2 separate regions of the Homo sapiens genome follow, and region 1 is linked to region 2. Evidence: chromatin loops called from intact Hi-C (ENCODE). Cell type or tissue: heart right ventricle. All regions are shown on one strand. Each heading gives the region's core, and the rest is flanking DNA. Links, peaks and the distances in the headings are about the cores only.

What was found. Hi-C counts contacts between places; a loop is a spot of excess contacts. Peaks named below come from ENCODE experiments on the same cell type or tissue, not always from the same donor. Only the 100,000 strongest peaks of a DNase experiment are listed, where the experiment ranks them.
Region 1: a loop joins it to region 2, with 8 times the contacts of the local background. A loop is called at or near these places in 107 of 110 quality-filtered maps.

The regions. Positions count from the first base shown.
Region 1 is chr3:58,297,419-58,302,729 of GRCh38, reverse strand. No RefSeq gene overlaps it. Among named protein-coding and RNA genes, the nearest start is that of RPP14, 6.2 kb to the left of the region's middle. In heart right ventricle, for the core only: a CTCF peak has its summit at 2,441 (motif pointing right); no DNase peak of the experiment used is centred there.
Region 2 is chr3:58,184,774-58,190,147 of GRCh38, reverse strand. LOC124909386 (a long non-coding RNA gene) reads right to left here. Exons shown (of 2, transcript XR_007095929.1): 1 at 4,080-5,374; 2 at 2,653-3,400. Among named protein-coding and RNA genes, the nearest start is that of FLNB-AS1, 17 kb to the right of the region's middle. In heart right ventricle, for the core only: a CTCF peak has its summit at 2,258 (motif pointing left); DNase peaks (open chromatin) are centred at 841 and 2,247; H3K27ac peaks cover 1,727 bases.

The sequences.
Region 1 (5,311 bases), core at 1-5,000, 110 kb before region 2:
CTATGTTGCCCAGGTTAGCTGCCTCAGTCTTTATGAAAGTTACCCTGTACTGCATTGGGTGGAGCCAGTTAGTTCTTAAGAGGACCATTTCAGGTACCCTCTGTGTTTCAGAGCAAAGTTGTTGGGGTCGGTCTCTATTTTATGTCCCTGAAAGGTACGGCAGCCAAGAATGAGTTAAGTCCACACTTCCCCTCTGCTGTGTGGCTCCCCTCCCTGCCTTACTTATTGGTGCCAAATGGATTTTTCTAAAGCTGAGGAGCTTTCTCAACTTGGGGAAGAAAAGGCAAGAGAGAAGGGTCCAAGTGAGATTCCAGTCCCCCTGTTCTCCATTGATTTAATGGAAAACACCCCCTATGTCAGCAGATTGTGGAGATAGGACAAAGGAAGTGAAAATGATCAGAAGTTAAAACCTATGGAACTGTAGCCATTGTTTCTGTTTCGAGAATAAGATCACATAGTTTAGGGAGATTTGCCAAGTACCAGCTAACTTGCTCACATTATTCCATCAACCATGCAATGTCACTATAATTACCACTTTTCACAGATGAAGAAAATGAAGCTAAGTCATTTATCTAAGGTGGTGAGAGGCTCCAGAGCCTAAAAAGCTGCATTCCATCCCTCCCATGTGGAAGACCAGTCTGGGAGCTGCTCCTTTGAGGCAACTCAAGTGTCATCAACTCAAGCGTCATCTCCAAACAAGAAACTCTGAAAAGCAGGCAGTGCTTTAGAATCCCTAGAAGCCAAGCCTGAGAGAGAGACCCTCACGGAAGTGATTTACTGGGAGATGGCCCCCAAGTGAAATCTGTAAGGGAGGAGGGAAGCAAGATAGGGCAGGAGAAGAAGCCAAGCAAAGATGTGGATTTGAAACCGGTCCAATCATCCCACAGAACTGATGCTTACGGTTTCTTTTGAGTATATGTAGAGATTGACCTTCTCATCTTAAAATTTGAGAAGTTACATTTGTCTTATCTGAGTTCCTTTCTCAGTAAACCAACCATGAGGCTTCCCAGGTAGTATCAAGGAGCTGAAACTCACCAGATCACTGCATTTGGACAATGACAGTCCAGACCCTTCACCCTTCATGACTGCCTGTCTCCCACGACCTGCTTTCTGTTGACCAACTCCCCTTCCTTATCCTTCCCTGATTCCTGTTTTCCTGCATTTGTTATATTTCTGCTGTATAAACTCCTAATTTTAGTCAGTCAGGGAGATGGATTTGAGACTGATCTCCCATGTCCACAGCAGCAGCTCTCAAAGAAAGCCTTCTTCCCTGGCAATATTCATTGTTTCAGTGATTAGCTTTCTCTTTGGTGAGCAGCAGGACCTAGAAGCAACACTTGGTGTTTCAGTAACAGATTCAGCTGAGTCTAGCCTCAGCTGGATCCCATGGGGAGTCCTGGAGCATAAATGATACTAAGGAAGCTTCTAGGCTTTGAGGCAAGGGGGCCAAGCCTTCTATAGGTGTCATTGGCTGCTACCTATAGGGTTGCCAGATTTAGCAAATAAAAATATAGGATAGGCCAGGCACGGCGGCTCATGTCTGTAATCACAGTGCTTTTGGAGGCTGAGGCAGGAGGATTGCTTGAACCCAGGAGTTCTTACCCGTATGTATGTGTGCAAATGCACAGAAATCCCAGTGGACTGACTGATGGGGGAAGGGTGGGGCTGTGCAGAGGGTGTAAGAGACTTTCATTTTTTCAGCAATCTTTTTGTTTGATTTTTTTTTTTGAGACAGAGTTTTGTTCTTGTTGCCCAGGCTGGAGTGCAATGGCACAATCTCAGCTCACTGCAACTTCTGTCTCCCAGGTTCAAGCTATTCTCCTGCCTCAGCCTCCCAAGTAACTGGGATTACAGGCATGCACCATCACACGGGGCTAATTTGTTTTTTGTTTTTCGTTTTGTTTTGTTTTGTTTGAGTCGGAGTTTCGCTCTTGTTGCCCAGACTGGAGTGCAATGGCCCGATCTCTGCTCACCTCCACCTCCACCTCCTGGGTTCAAGCAATTCTCCTGCCTCAGCCTCCAGAGTAGCTGGGATTACAGGCATGCGCCACCACGCCTGGCTAATTTTGCATTTTTAGTAGAGACAGGGTTTCTCCATGTTGGTCAGGCTGGTCTTTAACTCCCAACCTCAGATGACCTGCCTGCCTCGGCCTCCCAAAGTGCTGGGATTACAGGAGTGAGCCACTGCGCCTGGCCTAATTTTGCATTTTTAGTAGAGACAGGGTTTCTCCATGTTGGTCAGGCTGGTCTTTAACTCCCGACCTCAGATGATCTGCCTGCCTCGGCCTCCCAAAGTGCTGGGATCAGGTGTGAGCCACCGTGCCCGGCTGTTTGATTTCTTTTAAAGTGACAGCATCATTTTGGTAACACTAATAATTATTAAATAAAAAATCAGGACCTGCTACTTACGTAGTTAGGCACAAGAGGGAGCTGTGGACCACACCTATCTTGTTTGTTTTTTCTCTGCAAAAACAAGCAAAAATACAGAATTCCCAGTTAAATTTGAGTTTCAGATAAACAATGAGTGGGACATCTTTATACTAAAAATGTATTTGTTGTTTATCTGAAATTAACATTTAACTGGGCATCCTGTATTTTATCTGGCAACACTTGGACATAAGAGGAGAAAAGGTATAGCTTCGCAGGCACCTCCAGTCATCTGAGGGTGGCTCAACTGGGCAGCCAACCCAGCAGGTGGGGGGTGGATGCAGCAGTCAGTAAAGGGGACCTGGGAAGGACATAAGCACACCCGTTTCGGGCAGGAACTCTGGGGGCAGTGCACCAGACAATGGTAAAAAAGACTAAAAGCCCTTTCCTAGACCATCAAAACCACCCCCATCACCCAGGGAACAGCAAGACAGCCTGGTCCCCTGCCCCAGCACCCACCCCTCTGCCAGCAGCTACTGGAGGACATCTTTTCTCCTTCAGTCATTCCCCTGCTTGTCTGGGGGTTATAGCTGGAGCCATGCTGTTTAACTTTGTCTCACCCAGCATTTCTGAACTGTATTTAAATGACGGAGGAAACTTTCCTTGGAAGTGATCTTAGAAATCTCCCTCCTAAAAAAATGGCTCCAGGGCCCCAGGAAGGGAGATTTTGGGGAGGGGATAACGACCCTGTAATAAAGCAGCCCGTTTCTGGAGGGGCCTTAAATCCTTTCTTCAAATTCAGAGACCTTCTCCTGGGGGTTCAAAGAGGTCCTTACAAAGAGATTTGTACCCCGTTTTCTCTGGAGGACTCTGCATCCCTGTTATAGGAACCTGAGGGCTCTGTGGGTTTGGACCTAGAAGAGCTCCAGGGAAAAGAGCAGGAGGAGTGGGCAACAGTAATGTCTAGCATAGCCCCAATTGTGTTATAAAAAAAAAATCCACAAAGCCAACCAGTTTTACACTGCTTACCCGTATGTATGTGTGCAAATGCACAGAAACCCCAATGGACTGACTGATGGGGGAAGGGTGGGGCTGTGCAGAGGGTGTAGGAGACTCTCCTTTTTTAAGCAATCTTTTTGTTTGATTTCTTTTAAAGTGACAGAGCATCATTTTGGTAACACTAATAATTATTAAATAAAAATCAGGACCTGCTACTTACATAGTTAGGCACAAGAGGGATCTATGGACCTATCTATATGCTGCGCCTTCCATGCTGGAAGAAAAAAATGCCTCCTCAGCCCACCCCCAAGGCAGGAGAGCCGGACCTAGAAAGCAGGCTCCCATCCCTTATCTGAAATCCTAAAAAAAAAAAACAACTGGAAACCAAGTATCTTCATCCAGCGCCAATGCTTAATCTGAACTAAGGTGAGGCTTACAGCTTTTGTCCCACTTACTGTGGCTACACATACATTGCATGGCAGAAATACAAATGCATTTATTTGACCATGTGTGGTGGCCCCAGACCCTGCAGAGGGCATCACATGATACATGGTATACACACTGTGATACCTTTCCAGGTCGAAACGCTTCTGAATTCAAATCACGTCTGGCCTGAGAGCTTTGGGGAGGGGTTGTCTTGGCAGCCACCTTTCCAGTTGTCCTTCAGGAAGTCACCTGCCCCCGACCCAGCCAGCTTTGGCCTTTGGTCATTGGAATTGTTACCCCCTTACTGCCCCTACGAACTCTTCCTTCTTCCACCCCCTGCTGCAGCTCCTGGTATGGCCTCAGATGCCTGTTCATTGCCTTGAGGATTTAAAGACCCTAAGATCCAGAAACCAATGAAGGGAAGGTTCCTCCAGGAGCCAAGAGAGAGGGACTGTCCTGTTGCTGAAAGGAGACCCGAGCAGTCACCTGTCCTCTCCCTCTGTCCCTCTGCCAGACTAGGCTGATGATGGTCACAAGACTCTCCTCCCACTGCCAGCACAGGCAACCCCAAGTCCACACCCTGGTTGGTACCAGCCCCAGGGAGCAAATACTGGGCCCCAGAGCCCTGCGGCAGCTGGGGACACCAGAAGAGCCAGCCCCAGGACTGTCACCTGGCAGGTAATTTGAGGATATCTCCACTGCCCTATCTGTGACCAGCCCCGTCCCTCTAAAAAAAACCCTCTACTTTTTTGTCTCCTTTCAGGAAATGGAGAAATTGCAAGAACAGCACCCAGTTTGGGGTTGGGGAGGGAGAAAAGGCTGATGAGAAGGTCCAGTCTGTGGTTGAAGGGTGATGCTGGAAGAGCTGAAAGGTGATGGCTCCTCCAAAGCAGAAGGCTGGGGCCTGCACGTGTTAAAATCTGCAGCCACCATTTTAGAACGGTGGTAGTTACCTAAGCAACCCATGGTCCTAAGAACAATATCCAGGGCTTGGAAAGTAAATAAGGGGGCCTACATTCAGCATTTATTATAAATATTAGACCCAAAATGTGTTTGAAGGCAGGTATAGCCCCTGGCCAGTAAGCAATCCCTTTAAAAGATGCCTGGGCAGACCCCAGCAGAGCTTCAGGGCTGGCTTCTGAAGCAGCAGCTAGGAGCAGTCACATTTGTTTTTCTTTTTTTTTTTTTTTTTTTTTTGAGACAGAGTCTTGCTGTGCTGCCCAGGCTGGAGTGCAGTGGCGCAATCTTGGCTCACTGCAACCTCCACCTCCCGGGTTCAAGCAATTCTTGTGCCTCAGCCTCCTGAGTAGTTGGGACTACAGGTGTGCACCAACATGCCTGGCAAACTTTTTGTATTTTTAGTAAAGAAGGGGTTTTGCCATGTTGGCCAGACTGGTCTTAAACTCCTGACTGCAGGTGATCCAGCCGCCTCAGCCTCCCAAAATTCTGGGATTACAGGCGTGAGCCACTGCACCTGGCCAGGCCACATCTCTTGACTGCTTTCCATGCCAGACCCCAG
Region 2 (5,374 bases), core at 185-5,184:
GTCCCAGCTACTCAGAAGGCTGAGGCAGGAGAATCACTTGAGCCTGGAAAGTCAAGGCTGCAGTGAGCTGTGATCGTACCATGGCACTCCAGCTTGGGAAACAGAGCAAGACCTTTTCTCAAAAACAAAACAAAAAAAACAAACGAACAAAAAAGAGTCTAAACCTTGGTGTGCACTGGAATCCCAGGGAACCAGTTACCATGGTGATTCCCAGGTCCCAGTCTCCCAGAGTCTGGGCCAGGGCCCAGGAACCTGCAATTTCAACAAGTCCCCCGGTTGATTCCAAGGCACATGATCTGAGGCCCAGATTTGAAATCACTCTCCCAGTCCCCCTTGGTGAGGCGAGGTGTAGCATGGTAGCAAGGACCAGGCTCACTTTGGAGCCATAGTCTCTACCACCTACCAGCTGTGGGACCTCGAGCAGGCTACTTACCTTTAGTTTCCTTGTGTGTAAAACAGAGATAATAAGAGAATCAACCTCATAGGTAAAGTTTAAATAAGATGATGGATATAAGGCATGGAGGATGTGCCTGATGCTTAGTAAGCCCTCGATAAATTAAATTCCCTTACTTGTATATTTGTATTAACAGGGCTTGCTCTGTTAAAGGGTAGGCCGCTTTAAGTCTGGGTGTGCAGGTTGCTCGAGCTTAGTTATTCAGAATGAATTTTTGCCACACAAGGAATCATGCCAGGGTTCCATTTCTTTGTCATTCACCACGGCAAATATTTTGGCAGGTAACCCTGAGGATGGAGACGCCCCTGCTTCCAGTCCTTGTGACATCCTTTTCCTTGTCAACACCACTTTCCTGCCACAAATACAGAAACCCTCCCCCAGTGACCTTCTCCCTGACCCTGCTGGGGGTGGGGTGGGTGAAGGGAGCTTCTGCAATTCAGCAACCCTGCTCCTATCTCTCCCTTGGGCTGGAGAGGGCAAGTATAAAGAGTAGTTGCCAAACCAGGAAAGGGCGACAAACTGGGGGCCACATCCCTCGTCCCTCCCGGAAAGAGGAAAGGCACCCAGCCCAGGCAGGCGTGAGGGTGGAAAGCAGGGCAGCTGAGAGAGGCTCACATTTGCATCAGCTGCTGAGTCTCCTGATCAGGGCGGGCTTCCACCTGAATGATCCTGAAGGAGCCAGCATCCCCATGTCACTTGCCCATGGGCCATATTTCAAAGGAGGAGCGGGTCCCCACGGTCCCCAAGACCCTGGCAACAGTGGCGTCAATCTTTGGGATTCAGGGAAGCTACTAAAATTAAATCAAAATAAGGGAATTTGAGGAAACAAGAATCTATGGATGCAGGTTTGTGTGTGTGTGTACGTGCACATACACACGCACTCAGCTCTTTCCCAGGGGTCTCCCTGCCTGGCACATATTCCTCGGCCTGCTCAGCTTCTGGCTGGGTCATACCAGCCCATGTCCCTGCCTCAAATGCGTCTTCCGATGGCAGGTGGGAGGAGGTTGGTCATTTACAGAAACTCCTCCTGCTGCCCCTCTATGCTCTGGGAAACTCTACCACCAAATACCCTGGGAGTTTTATTTTTCCGAGTTATCATTACTTTGAGATTCCCGCTCCTGAGATCTTTTCACAGTTTCCTAGAGGCTAGAGCTGAAAATATCCTTAAAGGTAATAATAAGTAATGGCTGCCATTTGCTAAGGGCTGCTGTGTGCCAGGCTGTGTGCTAAGAGGCAGTGGCGTGGGCCATCTCACTGAATTCCAACCGCAGCAGCGAGGTGGAGTCTGATGTCATCTCCATTTTATAGGCGAGGCGAGTGAGGCCCAGAGAAGTTAAACAACTTGCCCGAGGGCACACAGCTGGGGAGTATTGAACCCAGGTGACTCACCCATTAGGCACAGCACTGTGCCTAGGGCCCATGGAAATGTGTTAATTTCTTTCAGAATCAGAAAGAAAAACATGAACTTTGGGGATGAAGAAAAAATTAACATAATAATAATAACATGTTTGTCTTTATACCAATATAGTTGTAAAATACAATTTTAATATTTTTTATGGGGGAAAGGATCTATAAAGGCAAAGGTGCCTAATGCCCGTGAAAGCCACAATGGGGCCCTGGGGGAGGCAGAATTAAAATCCCGGTCTGCCTGCCTTCAAAGTTCGTGCTCTCTTCAGTCTAGTCTAATCCTGTTTACAGGTGAGGAAACTGAGGTCCAAGGCCACACAGCGAATGGCAGAGCCAGGTGGAGAGCTCAGGTTTCCAGTGAGCCAACCACCATGGCTTGTGGTCCGACATCACCACCCGGTGGCCTTTTGGGGAACTTACCTTTAGTCCAGAGGTGAACCTAGAAAGAGAAAGGGCTCAGACAGTTCCAGATACCCGCAGGAAACCTCCACAAGCCAGTCTGCACTTGGGCTCCACACTCAGCAGTGGTGAAGCCAGGCCAGGGAGCCAACTCCACACTCACTTGAGGCTGTCGTTGGAATTCACACATCTCAGCCTACACACACACACACACACACACACACACACACACACACACACACCCCTCTGCCAGGGTAAAAGCATCATCCCCCAGAGTTAATATTTGTAAAGTTCTTAGACCAGTCTGGTCCAATAGGAATATAATATAAGCCAAAATGTAATTTGAAATTTTCTGGTAGCCATATTTTAAGAAGTAAAGGAAATAAGTGAAATTAATATATTTAATATTTTATTTAACACAGAAATCAGCAAACTATACAGCCTGTGGGGGAAATCTGGCCCACCATCTGTTTTTTTTAAATAAAGTTTTATTGGAACAAGCCATGCCCATTTGTTTTTATATTGTCTATGGCTGATTTTGCACTGCAATGGCAGAGTTGAGTAGTTGCATAGTTGAGACCAGGTGATCCACAAAGCTGAAAATTCTTACTATCCAGTCTTTCAGAGGGAAAGTTTGTCAACCTCTGATTTAGCCCAATCTATCCAAGTATGGTCATTTCAACATAAAATTCAATATAAAAATTATTAATGAGAAATTTTACATTTCATTATACTAAATCTTTGAAATTCAGTGTGTGTTTTATACTTAGAGTACATCACAATTTGGATAAGACTCATTGCAAATGCTCAATGGACATGTGGTTGGATCATGACTACCGAACTGGACAGTGTAGGGCTTAGAACAATGCCCGCAGATATCAAACAGGTATTCATTAAATACCTAAATAAACTCCCCACCAGCCTTTCTTAACTGACTTCCAGAAAGAATTAAGCCCTAACATTCGGGGACAGCCCCTGTTTGTAATGAATCAACTTCTTTCCCATGCCTGTAGAATGGTGTCATTCCTGGGAGGACTGAGAAAAGTCACTGGTGTCATTTTCTGTAGGGTTTCATTTATTCACAGAATCCCAGTTGAGAAATGCTGCAGCCATTCCTTTTCTAAGGAGCTTGAAGACTTGCTGCTGATGGAGATAATTATTATTAATATAAATCACATGTATAGAGCCAGGCACTGTGCTAAGGTCTTTCTGAGCATTGTTTCAATGACAGAAATGACAATGGCCTCCCTCAGGAAGGCTCCTCTGTGCACCAAAGGTGTCCACTGTCCCCCATACAGCCCTTTTCACTATGTCCTGTGAGCTCCAAGATCTGACCCCTCATTCCCCGGGAGCTCAGCCTAGGCCCGGCCCACAGGAGCTGCTGGATCAATATTTGTTGCATTCAATCAAGTAACTCTAGAGAACCCGGGGGTCATTTGGTGTTTGATTCAACCTGGCAGGTGTTTTTCCAGCAGCTCTGTTGTGCAAGGCTGCTGTGTGCATCTCAAGGGAATCCATTCCCACATTGATGCTCACTCACATTCCCAAGACTGCCCAGGGAAAACCAGACAAGATAGTTGCATTCGCAGTTTTAAGTGGTCTAGCTCCTCTCTGACAGTTCAGGCTAAGAGACAGACCACCAGAGACCAGGGAATAGTGATTCGTTTGCCCAGTGCTTTCTCTGTCCAGCATGAGGAACTGCCCTTTTGTCCAAGTAAGGAGGGAAGTGTACCACAATATCCTGGTTGAACAAGACCTGCCCATGAGCATTTTAGTTTTGAAAGAGCTGTATGCAGGGATGTTTATTTGAATTCCCCACCTGCCCGAGGCCTTCTAAGCAATCAGATTCTGTGAGCACCAACATCAGATGGGTCCACGGACAATCATTCGACATGTCTGGGATTCTGCAAGAGAACTGTTTCCGAGAGAAGGAGGGAGGCCCATCAAGATAATATGAGTAACCAAGGTTTAGCTGTCAGAAGGGAGGTGGTATGGAATGAATTGTTCCTCCCAAAAGACTATTTATTTATTTATTTTTGAGACAGAGTCTTGCTCTGTCACCCAGGCTGAAGTGCAGCGGTGCGATCTCGGCTCACCATAACCTCTGCCTCCCAGGTTCAAGCGATTCTCCTGCCTCAGCCTCCCAGGTTCAAGCGATTCGCCTGCCTCAGCTTCCCAGGTTCAAGCGATTCTCCTGCCTCAGCCTCCCAGGTTCAAGCGATTCTCCTGCCTCAGCCTCCCAGGTTCAAGCGATTCTCCTGCCTCAGCCTCCCAGGTTCAAGCGATTCTCCTGCCTCAGCCTCCCAGGTTCAAGCGATTCTCCTGCCTCAGCCTCCCGAGTAGCTGGGATTACAGGCACCCGCCATCACGCCCGGCTAATTTTTGTATTTTTAGTAGAGACAGGGTTTCACCATGTTGGCCAGGATGGTCTCCAACTCCTGACTTCAGGTGATCTGCCCACGTCGGCCTCCCAAAGTGCTGGGATTACAGGCGTGAGCCACTGCGCCTGGCCCAAAAATATTTAAGTTTTTTTTTTTCCAAGTTCTAACTGCCAGTGCCACCTCATTTGGCAATAGGACCACTGCAAATGTAATTCGTTAAGATGAGGACATACTGGAGGCGTGGGCCCCTAATCCAATACGATTGATGCCCTTCTAAGGAGACAGTCATGGGAAGCCAGAGTGACACACAGGTAGACAGCCACGTGACGAGGAACGCAGAGCCTGGAGTGCTGCAGCTGGAAGCTGAGGAAGGCCAAGGATGCTGGTGGCCACCAGAAGCCAGGAAGGGCAAGAAAGTGTTTGTCCCTATAGGTTTCAGAGAAAGCTTGACCCTGCCCACAGCTTGATCTGACTTCCAGCCTCCAAAAATGTGAGATCGCCAATTTCTGTTGTGTTAAGCCACTGAGTTTGGGGTACTTTATTATGGCAACCCTAAGAAACTGATACCGGAAGGAGCTTCGAATTTAGCATGGTGGCTGCACAAGACATGTAGGCCACTGTGGTACCCTTCCTCCTCTTCCTGCTGAGCGCATGGCTCCATGAATCAACCCAGCCCTCTCACATCTAGGAGTCATGTGACTTGTTCTCACCAGTGGAATGGGAGAGGAAGTGA